Regions from separate parts of the Homo sapiens genome. Here region 1 is linked to region 2. Evidence: read pairs that join two places in POLR2A ChIA-PET (ENCODE). Cell type or tissue: PC-9. All regions are shown on one strand.

Region 1 (8,000 bases), 260 kb after region 2:
GGTCATTATGACAGCACAGGGTGACTTGGAGGCAGAAGGTTTCTGCAGGTGCAGTGAGGAAGCTGAGCATGCAGAGTGAGGGGCAGGGTGGCGCCTAGGGACCCTGTGTAGTGAGACATGGGGGAGGGGTAGGTTAGGCATCTTTGGGGTCTGAGATGTGTGAGGTAAGCCCGCCTCACAGTGGAAGTTGGATGGAATCCATTTGAGATGTATCCACAGTAAAGAGATAACAGGGTATCAGAAAATTGTCAAGTGAACCTTAGAAATGGGAGACAGGACTCAGAAAGTCCAAGGCTGCAGATGACACTTTTGGGAAAGATTGCAGAGAAATGTTAGAGACTGAGACCATGTTACTCTGCAGCTGGAAGGGACCCTGGAGAGTGTGGAGTACAGTGAATCTCAGGGCTCTTTATACTCTTAGAAATTGAGGGCCCCAGAGAGTTGTTGTGTGGATTATCTATCATTGCTTACTCTACTGGAAACTAAAGTTGAGAAATTTGAGTACAGTGGCTTACACCTGTAATCCCAGCACTTTGGGAGGCTGAGATGGGAGGCTTGCTTGATGCTGGGAGTTCAAAACCAGCCTGAGCAACATAGCAAGGCTCCATCTCTACAAAACTAAAATAAAACTAGCTAAGTGTGGTGGTGCACGCCTATAATTCTAGCTGCTCGAGAAGCGGAAGCGGCAGGATTGCCTGAGCCTAGGAGTTTGAGGCTGCAGTGAGCCCAGATCACATCACTGCACTCTAGCCTGGGAGACAAAAGTGAGATTGTTGTCTGAAAAAAAAAAAGAGAAAAATTTTTAAATATTTAGTTCATTTAAAATAGTCTGTTACATGGCACCCATAGAAAACATTTATATGAAAAACAATTTTTCCAAAACAAAAATAAGTAAGAATAGTGGCGTTATTAAGGGTATCTGCCTCTGCATTTACTGTGTTGTGATTGGTTATTTTGGTTGAAGTGTATGAAGAAAATCCTGTAGTTGGTAAAGGGAGAAGTATTTTCGTAGCCCTTTCAGCTGATTGTGGATATTCTTTGATACTATACCAAAATTCAGCCAGTGAAGGTTTCTTAAAGGTTAGTTGCGACATTGAACCAGAATCTATAGCACTGGATTTTTCATAGTCTGTGACATTAGAATCCATTGATCCATCTTGTACTTGGAATGGATCTTTTGTGCTTGCATGATTTTTTTTTCAATTGACACTTAAGTTCTGCAGATTTTCCATATGTTGACATATTTCACTATACAGTGTCAAAAAAAAATCAACATTTGTTAATACCACCATCAGTCTCTTCAAACAAGTCTTACCAACTTAGAAAAGCAGGGCGTGCATGGTGGCTCACACCCGTAATCTCAGCATTTTGGGAGGCTGAGGGGGAAGGATTGCTTGAGCCCAGGAATTCAGGGTCTATGATTGCACCACTGCACTCTAGCCTGGAGCTCAGGAGTTCGAGAGCAGCCTAGGCAACATGGCGAAACCTAATCTCTATTAAAAAAAAATTAGCTGGGTATGGTAGTGCATGCCTGTAGCTGCAGCTACTCGAGAGGTTGAGGTGGGAGAATCACCTGAGCCTGGGAGGTCAAAGATGCACTGAGCCTTGATCATGTCACTGTACTCCAGCCTAAGTGACAGAGTGAGGCCCTGTCTCAAAAAATAATACTAATAATAAATTTTGAGAAGCTGTGAAGCCCATGTACAAGTTTTCCAAAGCATTTGATTTTTTTATGAAAGCCCAAATTTTAGCATTGGCAACAAATACTGTCAGTTGTCCTTGAAGTAACTGGCCCTCTTTGTTCATTTCTGAGAAAATGTCTGACATATAACCAGAGCTTAGTAACTATAGCTTATCTCTCAGTCATTCCTGAAAGTTTTAATGTGCTCCACGAGGGCAAGCAGCTACTTCAGCTGTAAATTCCAACACTTGCCCAAGTACTGCCTCCTGATGTGGCCACTGTGCCTATGCAGCGCACATCTTTTATTCTGTGTGAGGAGATAGGCAGAATGTTTCATCACACAGAATAAAAGACATGTACCAGGCGGCCAGACGCGGTGCCTCACACCTGTAATCCCCGCACTTTCGGAGGCCAAGGCAGGCAGATCACGAGGTCAGCAGATCAGGACCATCCTGGCTAATACGGTGAAACCCCGTCTCTACTAAACAAAATACAAAAAATTATGCGGGCGTGGTGGCGGGCGCCTGTAGTCCCAGCTGCTCGGGAGGCTGAGGCAGGAGAATGGTGTGAACCCAGGAGGCAGAGCTTGTAGTGAGCCGAGATACTGCACTCCAGCCTGGGAGACAGAGCGAGACGCCGTCTCAAAAAACAAAAACAAAAACAAAAACAAAACAAAAAAAAAAACCACACACATGTACCAAACGCTTAAGATTTAATACAAGGAATACTTTTTACTATCTCATCAAGAATATTTTTTCAGCCAGGTGTGGTGGCTCACATCTGTAATCTCAGCACTTTGGAAGGCCAAAGTGGGAGGATCACTTGAAGCCAGGAGTTCAAGACTAGCCTGGGCAACATAGTAAGACCCTGTCTCTACAAAAAATTAAAAATCAGCCAAGTGTGGTGGTGCATGCCTGTAGTCCTGGCTACTCAGGAGGCTGAGGCAGCAGGATCACTTGAGCTCAGGGGTCCAAGGCTGCAGCAAGCTGTGATGCCACTGTTGGACTCCAGCCTGGACAACAGAGCAAGGCCCTATCTCAAAAATAAATTAATTAATTAAGAAATGAGTGGACACAGTGGCTCCCACCTATAATCCCAGCACTTTGGGAGGCGAACACAGGAGGATTACTTATGGCCAGGCGTTCAAGACCAGCCTGGGCAACGTAGTGAGACCCTGTCTCTACAAAACAGTTTAAAAATTAGCCAGGTGTGGTGGTGCACCTGTAGTCCCAATGGCTCAGGAGGCTGAGGTGGGAAGATTGCTTGAGCCCAGGAGGTTGAGGCTGTAGTGAACCATGATTGTGCCAGTGCGTTCTAGCCTGGATGAGAGAGTGAGACCCTGTCTTAAAAATAAAGAATATTTTTTCTTGGCTGGGAGCAGTGGCTCATGCCTATAATCCAAGGACTTTGGGAGGCTAAGGCAGGAGGAATACTTGAGGCCAGGAGTTCAAGCCAGCCTGGGCAACATAGCAAGAACCCATCTCTACCCAAAAAAAAGAAGAAAAATTTTAAACAAATTTTCTTAAGCATGGCTGGTATTTTTTTTCTTGTGACTGTACAGCAGCAGCAGTGTGTGTGATAACAGTAGAGTTTGGTGATGTTGGCTTTCTTTTCCTTTGTTTTTGCTTTTTAGCTGGGTGTGGCAGCATGCGCCTGTAGTCCCAGCTACTCGGAAGGCTGAGGCAGGAGAATCACTTGAACCCAGGAGGTGGAGGCTGCAGTGAGCCGAGATTATGCCACTGCACTCCAGCCTGGGCAACAGAGTGAGACTCCTTCTCAAAAAAAAAAAAAAAAAAGATTGCTTTTTTCCCATCTGTGCAGATGTCCAACATAGTGCAAAAGGCAAATGATAATTTAGTGTTATAAAAATTGTTTCAGGCCGGGCGCAGTGGCTCACACCTGTAATCCCAACACTTTGGGAAGCTGAGGCGGGTGGATCACCTGAGGTCAGGAGTTCCAGACCAGCCTGGCCAACATGGCGAAACCCCGTCTCTACTAAAAATACAAAAATTAGTCGGGCCTGGTGGCGCATGCCTGTAATCCCAACTACTCAGGAGGCTGAGGCAGAAGAATCACTTGAACCCAGGAGGCGGCAGAGGTTGCAGTGAGCTGAGATCGTGCCATTGCACTCCAGCCTGGGCAACAAGAGAGAAACTTCGTCTCAAAACAAAATTGTTTCAGGCTGGGCTTTGGGGTTCACACCTGCAACTCCAGCACTTTTGGAGGCTGAGGTGGGAAGATCACTTGAGGCCCAGAGTTCAAGACCAGCCTGGGCAACATGGTGAGACCCTGTCTCTGTAGAAAAAAATAAGAAAATAGCTGGTTATGGTGGTGCATGCTTATAGTCCCTCATGCTACTCATGAGGCTGAATTAGGAGGGTTGCTTGAGCCTAGGAGGTCAAGTTTGCATGCAGTGGGCTGTGATTACGCTACTGCACTCCAGAAGACCTCGTCTCAAAAAAAAAAAAAAAATTGGTTTCAGTTTTGGTGAAATAGTTTTCATCTTACAGCACATAGAAGGGCCTAGGGCAGTGCTATAACTTGAGCACCTAAAATGTGACCAGGGTGGCCGGGCGTGGTGGCTCACCCCTATAATCACAGCACTTTGGGAGGCCGAGGCGGGCGGATCACGAGGTCGGGAGATCGAGACCATCCTGGCTAATACAGTGAAACCCTGTCTCTACTAAAAGTACAAAAAATTAGCCGGCCATGGTGACAGGCGCCTGTAGTCCCAGCGACTCGGGAGGCTGAGGCAGGAGAATGGCATGAACCTGGGAGGCGGAGCTTGCAGTGAGCCGAGATCGCGCCACTGCACTCCAGCCTGGGCGACAGAGCAAGACTCCGTCTCAAAAAAATAAAAATGTGACCAGGGTGACCGAGGAACTGAGTTTTTTATTTTTTGTAATATTATTCGTTTGGTAAAATTTCAGTAGTCACAGGGGCTGGGGACTGCGATATGAGACAGCAGCCTCCAAGGGCTCGAGAGCCGCGTTTTTGGGAGATGCTGGTGCGCTGCAACAGCCCTGCCGCGTGGAGCAGGTCCTCGGGCCAGAGGAGGGGAGCGGCGCAGTTCACATACACTCCTGACTTCACTTCTGCACATATGGGATCTTCTTACAGAAAGGTGCTGGTGAAGACAGGAGTCTGAAAATGCTCTCCTCGGCCAGGCACCGTGGCTCACGCCTGTAATCCCAGCACTTTGGGGGCCGAGATTGCACCACTGCACTCCAGCCTGGGTGACAGCGCGAGACTCCATCTCAAAAAAAAAAAAAAAAAAAAGGAAAGAAAATGCTCTCCTCAGCACGGAATTTGAATAGTTATTTAATGAATGAATAAATGATCAACCAAAGTGACACTTGTTTCAGGCCCTGTCACTCCCGATTACCACTGGGGCGGTGACAGGGTCTGCAGGCCTTCTCCGTGCAGAGGCCCAGTGATCCACGCTGTGGGCTTTGTGCGTCCTGAGGCCTCTGTTACCACTCCTCAGTGCTGCCACTGTGGCACGGAGGCAGCTACAGATCCTATATAAACGAATGAGCACAGCTATGTGCCAATAAAGCTGTATTTTTGGAGACTAACACTTGAATTTTGTGTGATTTTCACATGTCATGAAATAGTATTCTTTTCTTTTTCTTCTGCCAAACATTAAACAATGTGAAATCCATTGTTAGCTCTTGGGCCATACAGAAAAGCAAGCAGCTGGCCACATTTGGCCTCTTGGTCATAATTTGCCAACCCCTCATTCAGAGAAATCAAAAGGCTATTTGTTACATAATTGTTTTCTCATAAAAAGTTATTCAAAGACTAGCAAATGCTGCTTCGTCTGTGCATAAAACAGAAGAAAGGAGTTAGTAGGAAGCAAGGCTGTGTGTTTCCGACGCTTCCCACTGTGAAGGGCACGTCTGCACCCTGGACCAGGCCTTTGCACCTTCAAGTGCTGGGGACCGTGTGCGTGGGGAGTGCTGCGTCGGGGTTTTTACCTGGTTGCCCGGACCTCAGGCTGCTGTCAGAGGTCTGAAGCAGCCACGTGCCCTGGAGAGGAGGCGGTGTCTGCGGAGGTTGGTCAAGAGTCTGTATCCTGGGCTTTGATGGAAATGAGCCCTGAGGCATGTTCTTGGTGCGCCTGTTTTCATCTCTAAAGTGAGCCTGTTAAACACATGGGTTTTTCCTTCCAACTTTTAACTTTTGCTTTCACCAGTTAGGAATCAGATGACGCTTTCCAGAATTTGTCAAGTTAGACCATCCCCACCCCACACAGAATTGATGGCAGGTCCATGTACCTGATGCTTGCCGCTTCCCAACTGGAACTTTAAATGTTTACCATATTTTAATCTGATTTTTAAATTACAGTTTACCACTTACCTGTTGTAAGAAATCTTTTCAGCCGGGCATGGTGGCTCACACCTGTAATCCCAGCACTTTGGGAGGCTGAGGCAAGCAGATCACATCACCTGAGGTCAGGAGTTCGAGACCAGCCTGACCAACATGGAGAAACCCAGTCTCTACTAAAAATACAAAATTAGCTGGGTGTGGTGGTGCATGCCTGTAATCCCAACTACTCGGAAGGCTGAGGCAGGAGAATCGCTTGAACCCGGGAGGCGGAGATTGCAGTGAGCCAAGATCACGCCATTGCACTCCAGCCTAGACAACAAGAGTGAAACTCCGTCTCAAAAAAAACAAATCTTTTCAAGATACAAAAAACAGACCAGGCCCAGTGGCTCACACCTATAATGTTATTGCTTTGAGAGGCTGAGGCAGGAGAATCACTTGAGGCCGAGAGTTCAATACCAGCCTGGGCAACATAGTGATATGACAAGATCACTTGAGCCCAGGAGTTTGCAGCTACAGTGGCTATGATGGCGCCACTACATTGCCCTCCAGCCTGGGCGTTGGAGCAAGACTCTGTCTCTAAAAATATAAAATGAGATGGGCATGATGGCTGGGTACAGTGGCTCATGCCTGTAATCCCAGCACTTTGGAAGGCCAGGGCGGGTAGATCATTTGAGATCAAGAGTTTGAGACCAACCTGGCCAACATGATGAAACCCATCTTCTACTAAAAATTACAAAAATCAGCTGGGCGTGGTGGTGGGCACCTGTAATCCCAGCTACTCGGGAGGCTGAGGCAGGAGAATCACTTGAATTCAGGAGGCTGAGGTTGCTGTGAGCCGAGATCGTACCACTGCACTCCAGCCTGGGTGACAGAGCAAGACTCTGTCTCAAAAAAAAAAAAAAAAAAAAAAAAAAAAACCTGGGCATGATAGCTTAGTGCCCGTAATCTCAGCACTTTGGAAGGCTGAGGCAGGGGGAGCGCTTGAGCTCAGGAGTTCGAGACCAGCTTGGACAACATAGTGAGACCTCATCTCCATAAAAAATTTAAAAATGAGTCAGGCATGGTAGCACACACCTGTAGTCCCAGTTACTCCTGAGGCTGAGGCAGGAGGATGGCTTGAGCCTGGGAGGTTGAAGCTGCAGTGAGCTGAGATGATGCCATTGTCCCCCAACCTGGGCAACAGAGTGCGACCTTGTCTCAAAAATAATAATTTAATTAAAAATTAAAGAACACCAAGAAAAAATACATCACTTATAAGCTAAGGCATCAGAATGCCTGAGACATCTTTGCCTCCAGTTTCTTCTCTGTGTGAGTGAACATGAGCCAGGTGGGGTCGTGACACGCTGACTGCTGACTGGCCGGCCTCCCACACCGAACAGCTTCCCTGGCACCTGTTCCCATACTTGTTGAGGGTTTGTATGAATGTACCATCTTGAATGTATTTGGCAGCCAGTATTTTATGTTTGTATTAGTGAAAACAGAGAGTGTAGTAGGCAGTAAGGTGTCTGAGGGGTTGGAGAAATTGGCATTAGTAAATGTGGGAGTAAGCAATATGGAACTTTTTATAAAAATGCTTTATTTTGTAGCTCTATTACTGTTTACATTTATGAGATTCAAAACCGTTTGTCTCCAGTGGCCTGAATTTAATTTAGCCAAGGATAAAAAACTTTACTCAGAGGATCTTTTAAGGTCCCTTCCAATGAAATGGTCTTTTTTTTTTGGAGACAGAGTTTTGCTCTTGTTGTCCAGGCTGGAGTGCAGTGGCGCAATCTCGGCTCACTGCAACCTCCGTCTCCTGGGTTCAAGCAATTTTCCTTTCTCACCCTCTCGAGTAGCGGGGCTTATAGGAACCCCCGACACACACCAGGCTAAATTTGTGTTTAGTAGAGACGAGGTTTCACTACGTTGGTCAGGCTGGTCTTGAACTCCTGACCTCAGGTGATCCGCCCTCCTCAGTCTCCCAAAGTGCTGGGATTACATGTGTGAG
Region 2 (8,000 bases):
GAAGTTGGCCTCTGCTGGTCATGCCCCAAACCTTCTGGAGCTGCGGGTTCTGCCTTCTCTGCAGCTGCCTTCCCGTGGGCTGCCCTGGTCAGTGCAGGACATGGCACAGGACCTCCGCCCTGCCACACCCCCGGGCCATTTCCTCGGCAGGCCTCGTGCCAGACTTCTCCAAAGGACTGACCGCGTGTGCCTTCTCCACCTTGCACACACTCGCACACCAACCTGCCAGCCTGGCCTGTGCTCTTCGCCGCCCAAACGCACCTCTCCCTGGTGTGGTCACTGACAGTCTTTGCGTGGCCAGTGGCCAAACCCAGGCTGGCTTTGCTAGTGGCCTCATCTTCTCTCTGCAGCGTTCACAGTGATCCACTTCTTTTTTTTTTTTTTTGGAGACAGAGTCTTGCTCTGTTGCCCTGGCTGGAGTGCAGTGGCACCAATGTCCGCTCACTGCAACCTCCACCTCCCGGGTTCAAGGCAATTCTCCTGCCTCAGCCTCCTGAGTAGCTGGGATTACAGTCATACACCACCATGCCTGGCTAATTTTTGTATATATATATTTTTTAATAGAGACGGGGGTTTCACCATGTTAGCCAGGCTGGTCTCAAACTCCTGAGCTCAGGTGATCCACCCGCCTCGGCCTCTCAAAGTGCTGGGATTACAGGCTTTAGCCATCACACCCAGCCCCCCTCCCTACCCCTTTGTCCCTCCTCAGAGCCCTGCTGGCCCACTTCCCTGGCCGTTCAAAACATTGCAGCTCCAAGGCTGCTTCCCAGGCCTCCCCACCTGCTGTCTTCTCCCTGGTGATATTATGGACAGTGGATCTCTGGCCCTGAGCTCCCTTCTGATTTCATGGTATGGCCACCTCCTTGTCCCTATCGCTTGAGCGTGTCACCAGCATCTTCAGCTTGGGAGGTCCAGAACTGAGCTCCTGATTTTGCCCCCTAAACTTTTACTTCTTCTGGTCTCACTCATCCGTCCACGTACTGAAGGCAGAACCCAGGAACCCAGGAAGTGTCCTTGTTCCCTTTGTTCACATCCTGTCGGTTCTGCCTAGACCTTAAATCATGAACCTGACCTAAGGCCACTCCAGCTTTTGCCTGGACCACAGCAAAAGGCCAGGAGTGAGCCCCCGCTTCTACTCCTGACACCTCCGGAGCCATTCGCCACCCAGAGCTGTGTAGGCTTTAAAAAGAGCCAGCCAGCCGCGTGGGATCCTGGATGGGATCCTGGAACATAAATCAGGTGAAAAATTGGTGAAACTCAAATCAAGTTCATCGTCTAGTTAATTTCCTGTTCTTGATTATCAAGCTGTGCTTGACGTCGTACAATAAGACATTCACGTTAGGAGAAGTGGAGCGAGGGATATATGAGAACTCCCTGTACCGTATATGTAACTTTCCTATATGATTAACATTAGTTTGAATTAAAAAGTTTTAAAAAATTGGATGGGTGCAGTGGCTTATGCCTATAATCCCGGCACTTTGGGAGGCTGAGGTGGCCGGATCATGAGGTCAGGACTTTGAGACGAGCCTGACCAACATGGTGAAACCCCGTCTCTACTAAAAATACAAAAATTAGCCAGGCATGGTGGTTGGTGCCTGTAATCCCAGCTACTCAGGAGGCTGAGGCAGGAGAATCACTCGAACCCAGGAGGCGGAGGTTGCAGTGAGCCGAGATTGTGTCATTGCACTCCAGCCTGGGCAACAGAGCAAGACTCAGTCTCAAGAGAAAAAAAAAAAGTTAAAAAATTAAAATGCAAAATAAGAAAGAATCGAACTGTGTGCTGTCTTACTTAAAACACTGCAGAGCTCTTGTGTGTGCCTAGCATGTAAGTCAGATGCCTCTTGTCGTTTTGAGACAGAGTCTCCTACCGTCCCCCAGGCTGGAGTGCAGTGGCGTAATCTCGGCCCACTGCAGCCTCCACCTCCTGGGTTCAAGCGATGCTCGTGCCTCAGCCTCCCAAGTAGCTGGGATCACAGGCATGTACCCCGCCTGGCTAATTTTTGTATTTTTAGTAGACACGGGGTTTCATCATGCTAGCCAGGATGGTCTCGAACTCCTTACCTCAAGTGATCCGCCTACCTCGGCCTCCCAAAGTGCTGGGATTACAGGTGTGAATCACTGCACCTGGCCAGGCAGAAACCTCTTAATGGCTCCCAGGGCCTGGCCCACCTCCCCAGCCTCCTCTCATGCCACACTTTCTTCCCTCAGTCTGCATCGGGAACAGTTGCCACCTTTCAGCCACGTGAGCATGCTGGGACCGTCCTTTCCATGCTGATCCCTGCATCCCTCGTGCCTTCCCCAGACCTACACCACCGCAATTGCCTCCATCTCACTGTGATATCTCCACTTCAGTCTCATTTCTTCAGAAAGGACGTCCCTGACTCTGTCCAAACCGCATGTTGGGTATTCTCTATTGCAGGAAGCTTTTGCTTTCTTCCTGGCTCTTAATCACAGCTGGTGACTCGGGTCCTTGCTTGTGGATTCTCCCTGCCACTGGTTCCTACCACTGAGTCAGGTGATGGACGCCATGTTCACAGTTTTATCACCAGCGTCTAGCGTGGCCTGCAGCGGGTGCTCCCATAGAACCCATAAACAAACAACTTCTTGTTTCTTATTATGTGAAGAAAGTTGGTCTGTGTAATTCACCCTCCAGAGAAATGACAGCACTTTCAGTACTTTGTTCTGCCCTTCCTTGATCTCCACGCTGTTTGCAGATGGACCACCGTTGTAGAGATGTGATTTGATTCTTGACGTTTCTGAGTGTCCACGGTGCTGCGCCTTCCCCCAGGTACTACAGTACTGAGATTAATAAGACAGAGTCAATGTAAGGTGTTAGTAGGATTTAGAATAGGTCTAATCTCATTCTTAACGGATTTCAGGAGCTTATTATGTGTTGAAAGAATGAATAGGATAAAAGTTGTTAAGAAATTTTCTCCGTTTAATTTTTATTTATTAATTTATATTTTAGAGACAGGGTCTTACTCTGATACCCAGGCTGGAGTGCAATGGTGCAGTCACAGCTCACTGAGGCTTTGAATTCCTGGGTTCAAGCAATCCTTCTGCTTCAGCCTCCCAAATTGCGGGGATTACAAGCATGAGCCACTGGCTCTGGCCTATTTTCTCCTTTTAAAAAAAATTGCTGCAGGTATACACATATGCACGGATATACACATACAAATATGTACCTTATACATATATGTATATAATAAATACATGCATATGCGGAATTGTGGCATAGTCTTAGTCTTTTTTTTTTTTTTTTTTTTTTTTGAGACGGAGTCTCGCTCTGGTGCCCAGGCTGGAGTGCAGTGGTGCAATCTCGGCTCACTGCAAGCTCCGCTTCCCGGGTTCACGCCATTCTCATGCCTCAGCCTCCTGAGGAACTGTGATTACAGCATGGGCCACCAGGCCTGGCTAATTTTTGTGTTTTTAGTAGAGATGGGGTTTCACCATGTTGGCCAGGCTGGTCTCAAACTCATGACCTCAAGTGATCCTCCCACCTCGGCCTCCCAAATTGCTGGGATTACAAGCATGAGCCACCATGCCTGGTTGTATTTAGTCTTTAACCTGTCCTCAGGCTGTTTCTCTCTGGGCAGGGAGAAGCATGGAAAGGGGGATGGGCCCTGGTGGCCACCTTTGAAGCATGGAGGCTCCGGTGCCACCCTGCCCTTAGGCTGGGCACAAAGGTGGCTGAGGGAAGGCTAGTCAGCTGCTGGAGGTGTCCTTTATGGTCTCAGTGATTAAAGGTTATGTTGTCCATGAATTTAATTTTATTTCATGATGGAAAAGAGGACATTGCAAATTAAGTATGTCACAGAAATGTAAGGAGCCATGGGGTCTGATAGGGCTGAGGGTGAGTGGCTTGCCGTCGAGTTTCCAGAAGGCGTTATTATGGACCCTAAAGGGGATTTCATGCGTTTCAAAGACTCTAACAGAAGTGTTCTGATGAAGTGGAGTCTGGTGCTGGGACCTGCCACTTCAGCCTGGAATTGTCCTCGTGTGAAGCGCAGTAAAAACCCAGAATGGATGTCGGCAATAAGGGAATTTCTGGGATATGATGGGGGAACGAATATTGTCACCTCCATTTGTGTCAGGAAGTCTCAGTATGCAGATGAGTCAGCTGCAGGGGGTGGCCTCCCAGGCTGCTGGTGGAGCCCAGAAGCAGGGGGCAGGCGTTTGGCCTCTGATACTCTCCTAGCTCTGAGTTGGGACGGAGCTCGTGTATCTACAGTGTGCTCACACAGACTTGGTGCCGGTAGATGGTGAGGGGATAGGTTGGCAGGTGGGTAGGGGGCCTCCCGAGGCAGTAGGGACCTGGAGGAGGCTGGTAGAAAGTGGAGATTGGCCAAAGTGACCTGAATTAGATTCTACCTGGTTCATGAATTTGCCTGAGGCTAAGGCTTCAGCGCAAGGGATGGTGGAGTAATACCTTTCCTGAAACACCTGCTGCCGGCGTGGCCTTGTCTGTCTCTGCCAGATCTTGTTAGCACTGTGGCTTCAGGCCTAGTTAAACATTCAAGCCCAATGCGGTTGGAGAGCACCCATGGCACGCCCATTGTGCAGCAGTGTGTTTAATACATGTGCTGCTTTTAATGGGTGTGAAAGATCAGAGAGCTTGGGTGTGTGTTTTACCAACCACTTTTTAAACTCACATAGTAAAATTTATAGTATATAAAAAGCAGAAAATATGGTGTATCTTCTAAATATTCACATTTAAAACATTTTTTAGAAATAATGTATGTCAAGCAAGGTCAAGCTAATGTGTTTATATAGGCTCTAAATTAGAGTTGTGAACCAGTATCTCATCCCACTTATAGGGTTTTTTTTGAAAACGTTCAAATGTTTCCAGCTCTTTTGTTTCTTTATTCTAAAACATTATCTGCTATTTTGTTCGATAGAGTAACTGTTTCTATTCCACTTTCTTTTTTTTTTTTTGAGACGGAGTCTCGCTCTGTCGCCCAGGCTGGAGTGCAGTGGCGCGATCTTAGCTCACTGCAAGCTCCGCCTCCTGGGTTCACGCCATTCTCCTGCCTCAGCCTCCCAAGCAGCTGGGACTACAGACGTGTGCCACCAAGCCCAGCTAATTTTTTGTATATTTTTTAGTAGAGAGGGGTTTTCACCTTGTTGGCCAGGCTGGTCTCGAACTCCTGGCCTCAAGTGATCCACCCGCCTCAGCCTCTCAAAGTGCTGGGATTACAGACGTGAGCCACCACGCCTGGCTTATTCCACTTTGTAATTGGCTATCCCTGCTATTAATATACAGGGTACTCTCCCTCTCGTATTTGCGTCTAAATGTCATCTATAATAAATAACAGTGAATACTTACTGGTTTCATATTTAGTTTTACTTTTATCCCACCCATTTTCTTTTAGTAGTTCTTATGACTTCACGTTTATTTAATAAAGGTAAAAAAGAACTTTCTGTTTCCAATTCATTCCTTTCACCAATAAGGAAGGATGTGGATCTTCACTGCTTCCTACATAGCTGCCAGCCTCATGTAGCTGTTTAAAATTTAAATTATAATTGAAATCATTAAAAAATTAATTCCTTGTTCATACTAGCTACATTTCGAGTGGTCAGTAGCCACATGTGCCTGGAGGCCACAGAACTGGACGGCTACAGGATGTACCCATCATCACGGGAAGTTCATAGAAAGTTCTTTTTCTTTTTCTTTTTCTTTTTTTGAGATGGAGTCTGCTGTGTTGCCCAGGCTGGAGTGCAGTGGCGCGATCTCAGCTCACTGCAGCCTTCACCCACTGGGTTCAAGTGATTCTTATGCCTCAGCCTCCCGAGTAGCTGGGATTACAGGCTCCCGCCACCACGCCCGGTTAATTTTTGTATTTTTAGTGGAGACAGGGTTTCACCATGTTGGCCAGGCTGGTCTCAAACTCTTGACCTCACGTGATCCTTCCACCTTGGCCTCCCAAAGTGCTGGGATTATAGGCATGAGCTACCATGCCTGGCATGTATCTCTTCTTCTCTAAGTACTCAGCTGTCTTGTTTGAGGCTAGTACCTCCACTAGTCTGGAACCCTCCTTCCTGGGCTTTCTGCCCACTTCCATCTCTCCTTTGACAACAGTGGTTTTTCCAGGGTCTGTGCAGAGCTCAGCTTTCTGCCATAAGACAGGGGAGTTTCTGAAGACTCCTCACCCCTTTTGGGAGTGAGGGCTGCTGACTGAAGCTCCAGGTCACTGTTTTATGAGCTAGCTCTCCGTTTGTTGATGGCCGGGGACCCAGCCTTTGTCCCCTCCTCTCGTGCTTGGGCACTCACTACTCACTGCCTCGGTTTTGCTTTCAGTTTTGATTGTGCATTGAGTCCACAACTTCAATGGGATTTTCTTAAGGCATAAATGACAGTTGCATGGTGTGCAGTGGGAGAACAAATCGCCCAGCCTGGGACATCCCTGGGTGGCAGAGTGGACCTGCTCTCAACTTATGGAATGTGCAGCAACACCTTGAGGTTATTAATAAATACCTGAGTCTGGGCATGGTGGTTCATGCCTGTAATTCCAGCACTTTGGCAGGCTGAGGCCGGAGGATCACTTCAGGCCAGGAGTTCAAGCCCAGCCTGGGCAACATAGTGAGATTCCATCTTTAAAAAAAAATTTTTTTTTAAAAGAAGGTGGGCTTGGTGGTGCACACCTGTCATCCCAGCTACTTGGGAAGATGAGGTGGGAGGATCACTTGAGCCCAGGACGTCGAGGCTGCAGTGAGCCGTGATCATGCCACTGCACTGCAGCCTGGGTGACAGAGAAAGACCTTTTCTCTTAAAAAAACAAAACAAAACAAAACACACACACACACACACAACTGCGATTCTTCCAGAAAAGTTCAGAAAAAGGAAGTCCGAAATACATAGTCCATAGTATTTCAGCCACCAGTGCTGCTGAAGTGAAATTAGAGATAGCAGAGATATCTCAGGAGAAAATGGAGGTTTTTGGGTTTCTCCGTTAGATGACTCGAACAAGTCTGCATGTGCTCTGTAAACAAGAAAACACAGTCTGGGAAACTGTCAGCCTCTGCCCCAGCCAGTGTGCAAAATACTCTTCAAAAGAGAGAAAACTAGAAAACAAGTTGAAAACCGGGTGATCTGACAAGTGTGGAAATTCACAGCAAGCATGTGCCTGTGCTGCAGATACGATCTGGGAGAGAGCCAGCAGCCTGGATCCACATTTCCCAGAAGCAACAGGTGGTGAAGGCAGCGGCATGACTGCTCCCGCGGAAGGTTAGTCACGCATGTTCAGCATCAGCCGGGCGCGGTGGCTCACGCCTGTAATTCCAGCACTTTGGGAGGCCGAGGCGGGTGGATCACTTGAGGTCAGGAGTTCAAGACCAGCCTGGCCAACATGGTGAAACCCCAACTGTACTAAAAACACAAAAATTAGCCGGGCATGGTGGCAGGTGCCTGTAATCCCAGCTACTCAGGAGGCTGTGGAAGAGAATTGCTTGAACCCGGGAGGCAGAGGTTGCAGTGAGCCGAGATCATGCCACTGCACTCCTGCCTGGGCAACAGAGCGAGACTCCATCTCAAAAAAAAAAAAAAAAAGAGAAGAATATTCCGCAACTTAGAGCTTTTCCTTTGCATGATATGATGTTTACAGGCGAGGTGGCTCCGCAGCCTCGGTGGCCTTTCTTCCAGCTGAAGATGCCCACAGGAGGTGTCAGTGCAGGTATAACCACCTGTGGGTCAGAAGAAAATGCCTTTGCAAGTAAATCTCCTCCTGGATGAAAAGGCCCATCTGTGTTCCAGGCAAGGACAGTGGCCGCTTCTGCGTTTCTGTGGCCAAGCGTCTGGCGTGCGGGTGTGGCTGGGCTCACCATGCTGTGCGGGCTACACCTGCTGCAGGAGAAGTGTGTTTGTGCTCGAAGAAGACAATGTGGGTGTCGGCCCGGCGTTTTTAGGTTGGACTACAATAGTGAGAGCTGCAAATTGGATGATTCTTGGAGCTATTTCATGAAGGTCAAATTTTCTTTTGTTTTGTTTTATTTAATCTCTCCCA

Evidence for each region. Peaks named below come from ENCODE experiments on the same cell type or tissue, not always from the same donor. Only the 100,000 strongest peaks of a DNase experiment are listed, where the experiment ranks them.
Region 1: POLR2A ChIA-PET joins it to region 2 with 19 read pairs; 2 of 35 experiments call an interaction of 5 or more read pairs at or near these places.

The regions. Positions count from the first base shown.
Region 1 is chr16:3,759,322-3,767,321 of GRCh38, reverse strand. All of the region lies in intron 16 of CREBBP (CREB binding lysine acetyltransferase), which reads left to right. Among named protein-coding and RNA genes, the nearest start is that of TRAP1, 46 kb to the right of the region's middle. In PC-9, no CTCF peak of the experiment used is centred here; no DNase peak of the experiment used is centred here.
Region 2 is chr16:4,017,761-4,025,760 of GRCh38, reverse strand. The region is part of intron 2 of ADCY9 (adenylate cyclase 9); the gene reads left to right. Among named protein-coding and RNA genes, the nearest start is that of TRIDDENT, 71 kb to the right of the region's middle. RefSeq lists enhancers at 1-203, 204-705. In PC-9, no CTCF peak of the experiment used is centred here; a DNase peak (open chromatin) is centred at 4,480.